2 separate regions of the Homo sapiens genome follow, and region 1 is linked to region 2. A link is an interaction called in ENCODE POLR2A ChIA-PET data of the cell type or tissue named here. Cell type or tissue: CD4-positive, alpha-beta T cell. All regions are shown on one strand. Each heading gives the region's core, and the rest is flanking DNA. Links, peaks and the distances in the headings are about the cores only. Region 1 holds the start of LOC105373847 (a long non-coding RNA gene). Region 2 has its middle 180 kb from the start of INO80D-AS1.

Evidence for each region. Peaks named below come from ENCODE experiments on the same cell type or tissue, not always from the same donor. Only the 100,000 strongest peaks of a DNase experiment are listed, where the experiment ranks them.
Region 1: POLR2A ChIA-PET joins it to region 2 with 11 read pairs; 2 of 35 experiments call an interaction of 5 or more read pairs at or near these places.

The regions. Positions count from the first base shown.
Region 1 is chr2:205,841,536-205,844,448 of GRCh38, reverse strand. It overlaps LOC105373847 (a long non-coding RNA gene), which reads left to right and starts at 1,100. Exons shown (of 4, transcript XR_923802.3): 1 at 1,100-1,225. The region is part of intron 1 of LOC124907969 (a long non-coding RNA gene); the gene reads right to left. In CD4-positive, alpha-beta T cell, for the core only: no CTCF peak of the experiment used is centred there; no DNase peak of the experiment used is centred there.
Region 2 is chr2:205,907,650-205,910,562 of GRCh38, reverse strand. No RefSeq gene overlaps it. Among named protein-coding and RNA genes, the nearest start is that of INO80D-AS1, 180 kb to the left of the region's middle. In CD4-positive, alpha-beta T cell, for the core only: no CTCF peak of the experiment used is centred there; no DNase peak of the experiment used is centred there; H3K27me3 peaks cover 751 bases.

The sequences.
Region 1 (2,913 bases), core at 90-2,589, 66 kb after region 2:
TTAACCACTTTGAAGTGTACAATTCAGTGGCATTAATCAATTGCCTTCACAATGTATGCAACCATAATCACTATCTCCAAAGCTTTTTTATCACCCCAAAAAGAAACTCTGTAACCATTAAGCAAGAACATCCTGTTCCCCTTTTCTCCGAGGCCCTGGTACCTCTATTCTACTTTCTGTCTTTATAAACTTGTCTACTCTAGATCTACCTTCCTTCTTTCTTTCTCTTTCTTTCTTCCTTCCTTCCTTCCTTCCTTCCTTCCTTCCTTCCTTCCTTCCTTCCTTTCTCTTTCTTTCTTTCTTTCTTTCTTTCTTTCTTTCTTTCTTTCTTTCTTCTTTTCTTTCCTTCTTTTTCTTTTCTTTCTTTCTCTCTTTCTTTCTCTCTCTCTCCTTCCTTCCTTTCTTCCTGTCTTTCCTTTTCTTTTTTTCCTCTCTCTCCCCCTCCCTCCCTCCCTTCCCCTCCCTCCCTCCCTCCCTCCCTCCCTTCCTTCCTTCCCTCCCTCCCTCCCTCCAACGGGGTCTCACTGTGTTGTCCAGACTGATCTCAAAGCCCTGCATGCATACGATTCTCCTCCCTTGGCCTCTGAAAGTTCTGGGATTATAGGTGTCAGCCACTGTGCCCAGCCTAGATATTTCATATAAGTGAAATCACATATTTGTCCTTTTGTGTCTGACTTCTTTCACCTAACATAATGTTTTCAAGGTTCATCCATGTTGTAGCATGTATCCAGATTTCACTCATTTTTATTGCTGAATAATATTCCATTATATGTATATACCACATTTTATTTATTCATTCATCTTCACCCATTCAACTTGGGTTGTTTCTACCTTTTGACTATTGTGAATAATTCTGCAGTAAGAAATTCTTTTTAAATTTTGAATTTGTATTGAATTTTATAAATGCTTTGTTTGCAGCTACTGGAATCATTATGTGTCTATATATTCTTTTAACCTGGGAGTGGGTGAATGACATTTTAAATCATGCAGAGTTTCAATCATTTTACTTCTCATGCACTTTTTCTCAGGAAGCTACTGGAAGATGTGCTCCACCAGACTGAGGTTGCAAACCAAGGACATGGGAGATAGTTAACAGAAGACCCAATAAAGGAGGGAAGAGAAGGGACTAGCCAGGACCATGGTGACAGCCATGCACCCAGAACCAAGGAGTTGAGGGCAACCTGGAGGAGTTAGGAGGACCTATGGGAGTTTTTCACTCAATAAGGTAACCTCGAAAGTCTCTCTATTGCATCCAAACATATTGAGAGATGGGGAGCCTGGGATTGGATTAATGGCAACAATATTGATAACAAGAAAGCAAAATAAGATAACTCCAGGCAAAACAAAATGTGTGCAGGCAAGGAAAACTAATCATAGGATAGTACGTGGCTTATCTGTAAATAGCATTTAGTCATAGATATAAATACAGAATATTAATCTATCTGAAAAATGTGATGTCATGTCTTAGGGACCTGTGGGGCAGGGGGAGTCCATGTGTGTGTGTTAGGGGTAAAGGGAGTTGGCAGGAGTGCTAAATCCTCATCTTCCCCAGCGGGAAGTTCGTAGATAGTACCTAAAACAGACCAATCAGGAATTAGACATACACGCATGTTATGTACTGATATGGACACAAATACTAACAAAAATTAATGGTAAGAATTAAAATTAGTTGCCTCTGGGGAAGGAAAATGGGGGCAGGGACTGCTATTTGTGGCAACAAGTCTTGTAGAACTATTTGACTTTTTAAAGTATGTGCTCATGTAACCTTGTTAAAAACTAAATTAAAGGGCTGGGTGTGGTGGCTCACGCCTGTTATCCCAGCACTTTGGGAGGCCGAGGTGGGCGGATCACGAGGTCAAGAGATTGAGACCATCCTGGCTGACAAGGTGAAACCCTGTCTCTACTAAAAATACAAAAATTAGCCGGGCGTGGTGGCGGGCGCCTGTAGTCCTAGCTACTTGGGAGACTGAGGCAGGAGAATGGCGTGAACCCGGGAGGCGGAGCTTGCAGTGAGCCAAGATCGCGCCACTGCACTCCGGCCTGGGCGATAGAGTGAGACTCCATCTCAAAAAAAAAAAAAAAAAAAAAAAAAGAGGAATTGAGTTGTGTTTCCCCCTTTGCTATTTTCTGGGCACAAGTCTTTTATCATGTGCATAATTTGAAAATATTTCTCCCATTCTGCAGATTGTCTTCTTACTTTCTTGATGATACCATTTATAGCACAAATATTTTTAATTTGGATGAATTCCAGTGTGTATATTTTTTCTTTTGTTGCTGTGCTTTTGAGGTGATATCTGAAAAACTATTGCTCAATCCAAGGGTATGAATATTTACTCCTGTGTTTTCTTGCAAGAGTTTTATAGTTTTAAGTCTTACATTTAGATCTATGATCCACTTTCGAGTTAGTTTTTATGTGTGGTGTGTGCTATGGTTTGGATATTTGACTTCTCCAAATCTCATGTTGAAATCTGATTCTGATTCTCAAGGTTGGAGGTGGGGCTTAATTGGAGGTGTTTGGGTCGTGGGGGCAAATCTTTCATGAATGGCTTGGAGTCATCTTCAAGTAATGAGTTATTGCTTCATTATTTCCTGTGAGAGCTCGTTGTTTAAAAAACTCTGTCACCTCTCTCCTCTCTCCCTTGCCTCTGCTCTTGCCATGCAATTTCTACACGCTGTCTCCCCTTTGCCTACTGCTGTCAGTGGAAGCAGAGGCTCTCACCAGAAGCAGATGTTGGTGCCATGTTTCTTGTATAGTCTGTAGAACTGTGAGCCAAATAAGCCTTTTCTCTTTATAAATTCCCCAGCCTGAGGTATTCCTTTAGAGCAACACAAATGGACCAAGGCAGTCTGAGAAAGGGGGCCAAATTCATTCTTTTGTATGTGGATGTCCTTAGTACCGTTTGTTGTTGAAAA
Region 2 (2,913 bases), core at 321-2,820:
CTGCTGTGGGGCTGAGTGTGCCAGGAGAAAGGGGTACCTCTACCCACTGCCATAGAAGTGCCTCCTATGCTCCCAGCCTCGCTCCCTGGATTCTAGCCACAGCACATGTCCAAAATGGGGTAGAGCCTCCAGATTGGTGACGCTGGATCATCAGGCTTCGGTGGGGGAGCTGTGTGCGCTTTTTTTTGGAGGGGCAGATCTGCCTTTTCGGCATTCCCTTTATACCTCTAGATGTTTCTGTCTCTTGCACTTAGAATGGTGTGTCCTCCGAATAAATGGGCAAAAACTTAGGGTGAGAAGAATTTTCTAGCAGAGACTAACGTGTTTAGCCAGTAGCTTCCTGGAGACTCCAGGTCTTTTCTTCTTCCGCTTGCTTCTGCTGCTCTTCTGTGTCTCTCTTTTCTCTTTTTTCCTGCCAGTCCCTGCAGGAGTCCTGCCAGCAGGATAAGCACTGACATCTCCCACGCTTGGCGAAATGGATCCTTTTTTTCCACGATGAATAGATGTGAATAAGAAGGAATTACATAGCTTTATGTTCTCCAAGAGGTGGATGAAACCCTTTCTTTCCTCCAGTTTCAGCGAGTGAAGAAATTAGTGAATAGAATTCTGAATTCCAGATTATATTTTTAAACTGCTGAGACCACCACCCTTTTTGTATGATGGGTTCAGTTAATAAAGATTTGCTCCATGAATCAAAAGGTCAAAATCTGGCATCCCGGAGTTTGCATGTTTCAATAGAGTGGGCTGTCTAAATCTCCTAGTCTCTCTGCTTTCTCCCTAGTTCATGCAAAGACTGAATTTTGTTACTGTATTAACTCCAGGTCCTTATGTACTATTATTCTAAATCACATGTTACAGAAGAAGAGAATTTCCAATATGCTGCATGGCATAAAATATAGCTCTAGCCCAACCGAGACCTTCTTGAGATGCATAGATAAAGAATTTGGGAGAAATGCCATGTGCTGTTTCAGGCTTGTCAGGCAAAACCATGTTCTTTGTAACGGTTGGATGACAGTGTCTCAGGAGAGATTTTATGGCTGCTGAACCTCCCCCAAGGGTGACATTAGCAGAGAACCGGGGCCTGGCCCCTGATCAAAATGGCCATCCAGGAGGCAACTACTGAAATATGCTCCCGGAAGAGACTTCCTGTCCGAACCAGAGGGTCCCAAGACAGCAGGCACTGAGGGCTTGGGGTGCCTTCTCGGGGCTGTGTTTACTCACACTCCCTGGACTGTGAGTAATAAACTTGGTTAACAACCTGGCTGGCAAGTTATTGCCAACCCAGCAGAAATAAAACAGAATAGGTTGAGCTATCACCGGGAAAAGAAAGCTTTCTAATTCTATCAATGTTATTGAGCTGTTTGAAATAAAGAATGGATCCAAAAAGGATTCCCCACCCCCAACGTTGGCCACATGTCAGTGCAGACAGAGGTCCTGTGGCTCATTTAAGTGACCGAGCCTGTAACGGGAGGCCTGAGAGCTCATGTTCGTGGTTGGGACTGAATCCTTAGCATTCAACAGAGGTGGAAAAATCACGATGTTGCTTCCCCATAACGGAGCACTCAAACCACAGAGAGTGTGTGTGTTTATGTGTCTGAGAGTTTTAGAGGGAGGGAGAAAATGCATGCATGACTTATATGAAGGCAGGGACACAGGCCAGAAAGAGAAGCTTAATAGCTGTTTAACCATTTTTAAACAAACCATAAAATCATGTTGACCAAAGGCCTATTGGGATTCCCCATGTCTGAACATCTTCTAGCAAAATTGTCTCCCAAATGAGAATTGATTAGCCAAGACCCACGCATTGATGTTATCAGAGAGTTGGGCGGGCTCCGCATAAGCGTGCGATTTCAGGTTAGCCCCCATTAGTGTGCTTATGCAATGCCCTCTGACAACAGCTGTCTGGGGTTTCTACCACAGAACCTTGGCGTGTTTCATGCTCTGTGCTCTGAGATTCCCTGGCCCCTAACAGAGGGGTAGCTGGCTCGTCACCGGAGAATGATATACTATTCCTCTTGTCAGCACAGGCAGCCCCGAGATACGTGGGAAAGAATTTTCAGAGACACCAGGGTAAGAGAATGAGCCATGTCTACCTCTCATCTTGGCAGCAGGAGTGTGTCTGAAACAGTCTGTGCTGCACAAAATTGTAGTTTATAGAGAGCATTTTGTTGATTCAGCCATAAAAATGTGACCTACAATATGTTTGTTGAAGAGAATGTGCTGCTGCTTTTTTATATGGAAGAATATGCTTTTCATGTTTCCAGCCAGCTTCTCCTAAAGAGAGTCCTTTGTGGGATTCTGGTTGTTTTTAAAGTTTCTTTGTATTTTGGGGACTGAGGAAGTGGTTCCTACAAAGTTAATTTGTAGGATCAGCTGTTCATGGACACCTGTAACTTAGGAAAAAGAACCAAGGTTGGGTGTTGTAGTTGGCTGAACAATGCCACCCCTGTCCCCAGGATAGCAGGTTCTAATCCTTGGAGTCTGTAAATGTTACCTTATTTGGAAAAAGGATTTTTGCAATTGTGATTAAGTGAAGGATCTCGAGATGGTGACATTATCCTAGATTATCTAGGTGGGCCCTAAATGCAATCACAAGTGTCCTTATTTGAGAAAGGCAAACAGAAAAGAAGAAGGCAATGTGACAACAGAGGCAGAGACTGGAATGATGCAGCCACAATCCAAGGAATGCCAGCATCCACCAGAAGATGGAAGAGGCAAAGAATGAATTCTACCCCAGAGCCTTTGGAGGGAGTATGGGCCTCCTGACACCTTCATCTCGGCCCAGTGATGGTGATTTCAGACTTCTGCCCTCCAGAACTGTGAGAGGATAAATTTCTATTGTTTTAAGCCACCAAGTTTGTGGTGATTTTTTAATAGTAGCCACAAGAAGATAATATAGGTGTTCTCTTCATT